2 separate regions of the Homo sapiens genome follow, and region 2 is linked to region 1. A link is an interaction called in ENCODE POLR2A ChIA-PET data of the cell type or tissue named here. Cell type or tissue: endothelial cell of umbilical vein. All regions are shown on one strand.

What was found. ChIA-PET counts read pairs that join two places held together with the same protein. Peaks named below come from ENCODE experiments on the same cell type or tissue, not always from the same donor. Only the 100,000 strongest peaks of a DNase experiment are listed, where the experiment ranks them.
Region 2: POLR2A ChIA-PET joins it to region 1 with 11 read pairs; 2 of 35 experiments call an interaction of 5 or more read pairs at or near these places.

The regions. Positions count from the first base shown.
Region 1 is chr4:183,483,104-183,488,103 of GRCh38, forward strand. It overlaps the pseudogene VTI1BP2. Among named protein-coding and RNA genes, the nearest start is that of ING2-DT, 19 kb to the right of the region's middle. RefSeq lists an enhancer at 1-349. In endothelial cell of umbilical vein, no CTCF peak of the experiment used is centred here; no DNase peak of the experiment used is centred here.
Region 2 is chr4:184,641,763-184,646,762 of GRCh38, forward strand. The region is part of intron 2 of CASP3 (caspase 3); the gene reads right to left. Among named protein-coding and RNA genes, the nearest start is that of CASP3, 5.2 kb to the right of the region's middle. RefSeq lists enhancers at 1,145-1,723, 1,724-2,301, 2,603-3,234. In endothelial cell of umbilical vein, no CTCF peak of the experiment used is centred here; a DNase peak (open chromatin) is centred at 2,989; H3K27ac peaks cover 4,079 bases.

The sequences.
Region 1 (5,000 bases):
GGCTCCCACAGTGCAGTGGTGGGCTGAAGGGCTCCTCAAGTGCCGCCAAAGTGGGAGCCCAGGCAGAGGAGGCGCCGAGAGCAAGCGAGGATTGTGAGGACTTGCCAGCACGCTGTCACCTCTCAATGCCTGTAATCCTAGCATTTTAGGAGGCCGGAGTACGCAGATAACTTGAGGTCAGGAGTTCGAGACCAGCCTGACCAACATGGTGAAACCCCGTCTCTACTAAAAATACAAAAAAATAGCGCCCCAGAAGAGCCTCGTCCTGGGCAGCGGTGGCGCGGCGGTCGCTGTGATAGCCACGGGGCTGGGCGGCTGACCGCTGGGCTAGGAGAGGGCCCAGCGCCCCGAATCTTGGTGGCCGCTGCTGGAGCGCGGCCTGCGCCATGGCCACCTCCGCCGCCTCCTCCGAGCGTTTCAAGAAGCTGCACGAAATCTTCCGCGGCCTCCACGAAGACCTACAAGGGGTGCCCGAGCAGCTGCTGGGGACGGCGGGGACCGAAGAGAATAAGTCGATCAGGGATTTTGATGAAAAGCAACAGGAAGCAAATGAAATGCTGGCAGGGATGGAGGAGGAGCTACGTTATGCACCCCTGTCTTTCCATAACACCATGACGTCTAAGCTTCGAAACTACCGGAAGGACCTTGCCAAACTCCATCGGGAGGTGAGAAGCACGCCTTTGACAGCCACACCAGGAGGGCGAGGAGACATGAAATATGACATATATGCTGTAGAGAATGAGCATATGAATCGGCTACAGTCTCAAAGGGCAATGCTTCTGCAAGGTCCTGAAAACCTGAACCGGGCCACCCAAAGTATTGAACGTTCTCATCAGATTGCCACGGAGACTGACCAGATTGGCTCAGAAACCATAGAAGAGCTGGGGGAACAACGAGACCATTTAGAACGCACCAAGAGTAGACTGATAAACACAACTGAAAACTTGAGCAAAAGTCGAAAGATTCTCCGTTCAATGTCCAGAAAAGTGACAACCAACAAGCTGCTGTTTTCCATCATCATCTTACTGGAGCTCGCCGTCCTGGGAGGCCTGGTTTACTACAGATTCTTTCGCAACCATTGAACTTCCTGTAGGGAAGGGTTTGTGGACCAGAACTTTCACCTTGTGAATGCATGAGGTTAGGGATGTGGATGGAATAAGCATATTGCTGCTGAGGGCTAACAGTTCAGGCATGCACTGTGTAACCAGGCTGTGGGAGGAGGCAGGAAAGATGGAAAGCCACTTAAATGTGAAGGAACAGCAAGAAGACCAGTATGATATACCAAGGTAATAAATGCTGTTTATGACTTCTTTTAAAAAAATACAAAAACTAGCTGGGCAAGGTGGCACAGGCCTGTAAGCCCAACTACGTGGGAGGCTGAGGCAGGAGAATCACTTGAACCCAGGAGGTGGAGGTTGCAGTGAGCCGAGATCGCACCACTGCACTCCAGCCTGGGTGACACAGCAAGACTCTGTTTCAAAATAAAAAATAAAAAAAAGACGCATGCACCTATGCTAAGGTTTTTGCATGATGGTTTATTTGGAAATAACATACACAGACTCATTGCCTCTACTGAAATTTTGACAGGAAGGGTCCCAACTAACATCCTATAACATCCATAAACGCCTGCATATGCGCAGCAAATCTCTGGCTTCTTTTGGGAAGAAACTGGCTCTTCCTCTGGGAAGAGAAGCTGCGGGGGCTGAGGTCAGGGGCAGAACTATATTTATTTTATTGATATCCCTTTTTACTGTTTGCATGTACTATGCGCACGTACTACTTCAAAAAAATTCAAATAAATTAAAGAGAAAAATATATAAATAAGGAGAAGATAACTTCTGCATAAATGGATATTAATATCATGCTCTTGGTTGGGACAATTTGTCATTGTAGAATTGTTCAGTCCTCCAAAGTTAATCTATAAATGTGGTGCAATACTAATAAAGATCCTATCAAGATTTTTTTGCAACAATTTGACAAATAAATGAATAAATAAACCTCTACACACTAGCTAATATAATCGAAAAAGAATTATCTATATTATTATATGTATAAGAATTATATAAATAATTGAAAAAGAAAAGAGAAAAGAATTGCCTATCAATATAAAGACACAGTATCCAGCCAACAAAATTTTAAATTTCTGTATTTTGGGTAGTGGGCATAGAGAAAGAGCAAGGGAATGGAGAGAGTCAAGGCACAGAGCCAGGAATGGTACAGAACGGAATGTGGGCTAGGAGCAGTGGCTCACACCTATAATCCCAGCACTTTGGGAGGCCAAGGCAGGAGGATCACTTGAGGTCAGGAGTTCGAGACCAGCCTTGCCAACATGGTGAAACCCTGTCTCTCCTAAAAATACAAAAATTAGCCGGGCGTGGTGGCACGTGCCCGTAGTCCCAGCTGCTTGGGAAGCTGAGGCATGAAAATTGCTTAAACCTGGGAGGCGGAGATTGCAGTGAGCCGAGATCATGCCACTGCACTCCAGCTTGGGTGACAGAGCAAGACTCTGTTTGGAAAAAAAAAAAAAAAAGAATGGAGTATGCACGATAGCTGAATCACCTGGGGGTGGCATGACAAATCCTAGGGGAAATGGTCATTTAGTGAAAATGGAAAAATGGCTTGCTTCATGGAAGAGAAAATAAATTATGTCTCTACTATATACAACTTATAAAAAATAAACCTTAATTAGGTTAGAAGTGTGAAAGATAAAAACAGTATATATATGTATTTATTTACATTTGTTTTGAGAGGGAGTCTTGCTCTGTCACCCAGGCTGGAGTGTGATGGTGCCATCTTGACTCACTGCAACCTCTGCCTCCCAGGCTCAAGCATTCTCATGAATCAGCGTCGGGAGTAGCTAGGATTACAGACACCCACCACCCCACCCAGCTAATTTTTGTATTTTTAGTAGACAGCGTTTCACCATGTTCCAGGCTGGTCTCAAACTCCTGACCTCAAGTGATCTTCTGGTGAGATTGAGAATCTCTTTAAGAAAATTCCTACTCATAGCCTTTGACTATTTTCCTTTAGGGTTTCCTGTTTTATCTTGCTGATTATCAGAAGTTTTTTTTTTGAGACAGTCTCACTCTGTTGCCCAGGCTGGAGTGCAGCGGCGCGATCTCGGTTCACTGCAACCTCCGCCTCCCTGGTTCAAGCGATTCTCATGCATCAGCCTCCTGAGTAGCTGGGATTACAGGTGCCCGCCACCATGCAGGGCTAATTTTTGTATTTTTAGTAGAATGGGGTTTCACCATGTTGGCCAGGCTGCTCTCAAACTCCTGACCTCAGGTGATCCACCTGCCTCGGCCTCTCAAAGTGTTGGGATTACAGGCGTGAGCCACTGTGCTCGGCCTGCAGAAGTTCTTTGTAGCTATTTATCCCTTTATTGCTTTTATATGTTGTATTTCTTTCCAGTCTGTTACCCATGTGTTAACATGGTCTATTCTATCTTTCTTTGAACAAAACTATTTAATTTTGGTGTACTCTTATTCATTTATGAATTGAGGATCTTGTTTAAGAATCTTTTCCACTCTGATGTTTTAAAAATATTTTTCTTGTTTAACAATTGGTTTTGGCTGGGCATGGTGGCTCACACCTGTAATCCCAGCACTGTGGGAGGCCAGAGCAGAAGCATCGCTTGAGCCCAGGAGTTTGAGACCAGCTTGGGCAACACAGTGAGACTTCATCTTTATTTAAAAAAAAAAAAAAAAAATTGGCCGGGCGGGGTGGCTCATGTCTGTAATTCTAGCATTTTGGGAAGTCGAGACGGGTGGATCACCTGAGGTCAGGAGTTCAAAACCAGCCTGGCCAATGTGGTGAAACCCCATCCCTACTAAAAATACAAAAGTTAGCTGGGCTTGGTGATGGGTGCCTGTAATTCCAGCTACTTGGAAGGATGAGGCAGGAGAATCACTTGAACCTGGGAGGCAGAGGTTGCAGTGAGCCGTGATCATGCCATTGCACTCCAGCCTGGATGACAAGAGTGAAACTCCATCTCAAAAAAATTAAAAATAAAAATATAAAAATAAAAGATCCTTTTAGGCCACGGACAGTGGTTCATGCCTGTAATCCCAGCAATCTGGGAGGCCGAGGCAGGAAGATCACTTGAACCCAGGAGTTTGAGACCAGCCTGGGCAACATAGGGGGACATCATCTGTATCAAAAATAGAGGTTAATCTAGTGTGGTGGCACACATCTGTGGTCCCAGCTACCCAGGAGGCTGAGGCAGGAAGATGGTTTGAGCCTGGGAGGTCGAGGCTGCAGTGAGCTGTGATCAGACCACTGCACTCCAGCCTGGGCGACAGAGTGAGAACCTGCCTCAAAAAAAAAAAAAAAAAAAAAGAAAAAAAAAAAAAAAAAAAAGATTTTTTTAATTTGTACAGGATAATGGAAGGACTTTTATTGGAAACCAGAAGACCTGGCTCCACTATTCAGTAGCTATCTGACCTCCATGTTAGAATCTGGCCTCTGTAAGCCTATTTCTTCATCTGTGAAAAGCCGCCTACCTCAGTGTCAGTGTAAAGAACAAATCAAAAATACTCAGTGAAATGTAGTGTTATAAACAAAAACCTAAAGATTTATTAAAACTCTTCTTTAGCTCTCCTAATCATTTTCTTAAATGGATTTATAAAACTCAATTCACACAAAACTTTAAAGGGAAACGTGCTATTTAAGAAAAAAATGTGTCTTGGTCAGTTACTTTCAAACAACGTAGGAGGTGGAATGTGTATATTAGAAGATTCTGGGGAATTTAAAGATACTAAGGAATGACAGTTGGCTATAAGCCAGCCTTTATTTGCTCTTTAGAATAAACTCAGTACTTCCCTCAGAGAGAAATGTTCATCGTTTCAGGACAAGTGTTATTTATCACATTACAAAGAAACTCGAATATGTAAAATTTTTAATGTATGTTACATTATTTTAACCAGCAAAAAAAAAAAAAATGGAAATCTAACTTTGCACATAAAAATGATTCAATTATCAAAAAAGGACATCCTATT
Region 2 (5,000 bases), 1.2 Mb after region 1:
CAACTAAGATGTCCTTCAGTCGGTGAATGAATAAATAAACCGTGGTATATCCAGAGAACAGAATATTACTGAGCACTAAAAAGAAATGAGCTAGCAAGCCATGAACACTTTAAATGCATTATTACTAAGTGAAAGAAGCCAGTTTGAAAAGGCCATATATACCGCATGATTCCAACTATCTGACAATCTGGAAAAGGCAAAACTATGGAGACAGTAAAAAGATCAGTGGTTGCCAGTGGCTAGGAGGGAGGGAGACAGCACAGAGAATTTTTTTTTTTTTTTTTTTTTGTTTTGAGATGGAATTTCGCTCCTTGCTCAGGCTGGAGTGCAGTGGCGTGGTCTCGGCTCACTGCAACCTCCGCCTTTAGGTTTCAAGCGATTCTCCTGCCTCAGCCTCCTGAGTAGCTGGGATTACAGGCGCATGCCACCATGCCAGGCTAATTTTTGTATTTTTAGTAGAGACGGGGTTTCACCATGTTGGCCAGGCTGGTCTCGAACTCCTAACCTCGTGATCTGCCCGCCTTGGCCTCCCAAAGTGCTGGGATTACAGGCGTGAGCCACCGTGCCCGGCCCGCACGGAGACTTTTTAAGGCAGTGAAACTACTCAGTGTGACAATATAATGGTGGATACAAGTCCTTGTAAATTTGTCCAAAACCATAGGATAAACAGCACCAAGAGTGAACTTGATTGTGAACGATGGCGTTTGGGTGATGATGACGTGTCAGTGTAGGTTCCTTTGTAAGAATGTACTACTCTGGTGCAGGATGTTGATAATGGGGGAGACTACGCACGTGTTGGGGGGCAGGTGGGATACAGGATGTCTCTGTACGTTCTTCTCAATTTTGGTTTGAACCTAAAACTGCTCTAAAAAATGAAGTCTAATTTAAAAACTGGGAAATAAGACTTAATAACTTCGGAAGCTGAACCTGGAGCTCCTGGCAGTATCCTTTCTAGCCCCCAGTCTGCCTCAAATTGGCTCTCTGAATGCATGTGCCAAATGCAGGGTTCACAGTCTGTGCTCAGGAACCCCTAAATGCTGATCAGCTTCCACAGACAACCAAGGACCTAAAGATCTCTTTTGAACACTTCTGCAAACAGTCTAGTAACTCTTACACTGAAATACTGACTTTTAATAAACTTGTGTCTTTTGCCAGCAATAAAATTGTGGGATAAAATTATTCTCTCCTTGTGACTGGTAATGGAAACTTTAAATAGTGACCAGCTTTTCAGAGTACTGTAATATACAAATACTATACAAATACTATAGTGGACTTCATTAACTTCATTATTAGTATCTGAACAACATACATTGCCTCAGTTATCAGTTTATTTTGATATACTTCTAAAAATTTATATGATGGTAGATGAAATCCTTACAGCATCAGACATGCGCACATTTGCTCTCTACTTGTCATCATCCGCTTTTTCCACATGAAAGCACCAAATCCACACTCCTGGGAGCAGAGCTTTGGTTCCCGCAAAACTCACTGAAGTGCTGCTTAGCATGACATCACCTCCATTAGCTAGTGCCCAGCAGGGTACAAATTATTCTGAGGATGGTGATCTCATCTTAGAAGGATAAAAAAATCACATCCTAAGGGAAATAGTCACTGCCTTAAATGAAAACAGAAATTTTGCCTGTAATCCCAGCACTTTGGGAGGCCGAGGCGGGCGGATCACAAGTTCGGGAGATCAAGACCATCCTGGCTAACACGGTGAAACCCCGTCTCTACTAAAAATATAAAAAATTAGCCAGGCGTGGTGGTGGGTGCCTGTAGTCCCAGCTACTCAGGAGGCTGAGGCAGGAGAATGGCGTGAACCCGGGAGGTGGAGCTTGCCGTGAGCCGAGATCGCGCCACTGCACTCCAGCCTGGGCGACAGAGTGAGACTCCGTCTCAAAAAAAAAAAAAAAAAAAAAAGAAAACAGAAATTTTGGTTTTTAGAACATTCTTATTTGACAAAATATAAATAGGAAAAATAATTGTGATTTAAAAGATTTATCCTGGCATAGCAATGGACTTAACATGAATTGTTTCTTACTGGGCTGATGTGTGTGTAATTCTGTTCAATTCAGGATGCTGCTGCTAAGAAAGGAAATTTCTGAACACATATGTTTATGGCAAAGTTCTCAGTAGACCAACTGATATTACTTAGAAACCTGGAACTCAGGTCTCAGAATCACTTGTCTAGTTCCTGGATCCCTTAACACTTGCCACCAACGCTGTAACAGTCAGGTCTTCAAACACAAAAAAATATTGTCAGTATAAATTTACTTCACTCTAAAATAGATACTTAGACATTTCAAGCTGTGTTTTCCTACACAAGTAAAAAACTAGAATGTTCTCCCTATTTACATGGTGGTTAGCCAACTACTCATTACAATACTGAAGTAAAGCAGACTACAACATCTATAGCATTAAGGCAGAGAAATAAAAATTAATTTCTAAAGTGAAATTTCTATATTAAGCTATAAAGTATTAACAATTTGAAACAACCTGTTATTAAAGAGTGAATGTGTGAAAGTGTGCCTGTGGTGGGGAATTCAAAAGGAGATGTTAAATTAGGATTGCCAGTCTCTAAAACTGAAAGAAAAAATACATTATTTTACAATAGGATTTAAAATATTTGATAAAGATTTCTCAGGGACAAATACTATAGTGGACTTCATTAACTTCATTATTAGTATCTGAACAACATATATTTTCTCAGTTATCAGTTTATTTTGATATACTTTAAAAATTTATATGATGGTAAAGGAAATCCTTACAGCATCAGACATGCGCACATTTGCTCTCTACTTGTCATCATCCGCTTTTTCCACATGAAAGCACCAAATCCACACTCCTGGGAGCAGAGCTTTGGTTCCCGCAAAACTCACTGAAGTGCTGCTTAGCATGACATCACCTCCATTAGCTAGTGCCCAGCGGGGTACAAATTATTCTGAGGATGGTGATCTCATCTTAGAAAGATAAAAAATCATATCCTAAAGGAAACAGTCACTGCCTTAAATGAAAACATTTATGTGCCAGTCTCTAAAACTGGCAATCCTAATTTAAATTTTAAATCTCTAAAATTCTTAATCAGCTCATTAGGCTGTTGCTGGTTCCTGTCCTACAGGGAAACTCTGAGGTAAGAAATAAAATCTGGTCTCTGCCCTAAGGGTTTTTAAATCTCAAAGTGAGACCTAAAAAACAACTGTTAGTTTCTGAATCATGTCCATGAATGTAAATGCTTTTAAGAAACATTTACTAGTAAAGATTTACCAAAACAGTAGCCAAAGGATGTGGCGTGAGAGCTGTGTGCAAAGCGCTGCGTGATGACTGTCCCTCTTAATGCTGGCTCATACAGGCTAGGTACTGAACTCAAAGTACAAGCGTATTTTCGTGAGTCCTCCCAATGACACTCTGAGGCATAAGGATCCCCACTGCAGAGTTCAGGTGACTGAGGCTAAGAGAAGTTAATGAACTTTAAAGTCGCACAGCCAAGATTCAAACTAGGATCTTCCCAACTCAAGAGGGCAGACTCCCACTATTCTGTAGACAGCTTAGTACTATATAGGAATGATAACACTTAACTTCAGGGAAGGAAACAAAAATCCATAATCTCAGAAGCTTTAAATAAGACAAAGAAAATAAATAACATGATAGAAAGTTACTGCAGAGATAACAAAATAACATAATGCACTGAATTCTAATGAATGAAAAAATGGCAAAAATGACTATGGCATTTCTGATGCGACTAGGTAGTTTACTTTTGTGTTTTCTTTCCTTTTTTAAAAAAATTTAACAAACTTCGCATGTGGCATTCAATTTACTTCTAAAGTGAAATAGGCCAGACACAGTGGCTCGCGCCTGTAATCCCAGCACTTTGGGAGGCCAAGGTGGGAGGAATGGTTGAGATCATGTGTTCAAGACCAGTCTGGGCAACACAGAGAGACCCCATCTCTATAACAAAGTAAAAACAAGTAGCCTGGCATGGTGGCACACACCTGTAGTCCCAGCTACTCAGGAGGCTGAGGCAAGAGGATTACTTGAGCATAGGAATTGGAGGCTGCAGTGAGCTATGATCGCACCACTGCACTTGAGCTTGGGTGACACAGCAAGGCTGTTTCTAAAAATAATAATAATAAAAGTAAAATAACTGGTTTCATGTTCAGCGTTAGGTATATGTCATTAAAACATATTCCCTGTATCTCTGTGTTCCTCCAAAGGAAAAGTGAAGCCTGTCCAGCAGGACTTCTGGGGAGATTACACTTCTGTCAAACAACTTGAAAAATATCAGGATTATATTTATTACCTGTCAGAGAGGACAAAGTCTCAAAAGCAGTCACGTTTCCAGATTTAGCAAATGAAACAGAAAGAACATCTGTTTCACAATAGTTTGGACAAGAAAAGACTTCAGTTGTGATGTACCAGAGGTTTTATCAAAATCTTTTCCCATCTGGTCTCTGAATTCATTTGAGTACGTATAAGAATTATCAAACTGGCGATTGTAACTGGGCCTGGTGAAGTCAATCTTTTAATATTTGTTATGTAATTAAGGTAAAAATATGAGAACAGGAATGTAAAATCAAATACAGAATACATTGAAATAAGTTCCATTGTACTATACAAACAAACCATCCTTTCCTTTCCTCTGGCAAGGGCCACGTGACCAGGAAGACAGTACAGAGCACTCTCCACTATTCAAAGCCTCTGAGTTTATGACACAAGTTAGAAAGAAGGGCACTTAGTATGTGCAAACGATCTGTCTTCCCTGTGCCAGGTGAAGTCCTAAGATGGTGTTTTTGGAAGGACAAAAGGAGAAAATGGGAAAGCCTTCACAGATCTAAATGATTTGTATGATATAAGTGTAAAATGGAGGATCTCGGATGCCTTTTTATAAAAATTACAGATGACTTTAAAGCCTCAGCACTCCCACCAAGGATGACTACTTTGCAGAATCAGATTCAAGTTTAAAACCGCTTGAAGAAATCCTGCTGTCAGGAAGACTGAAACTG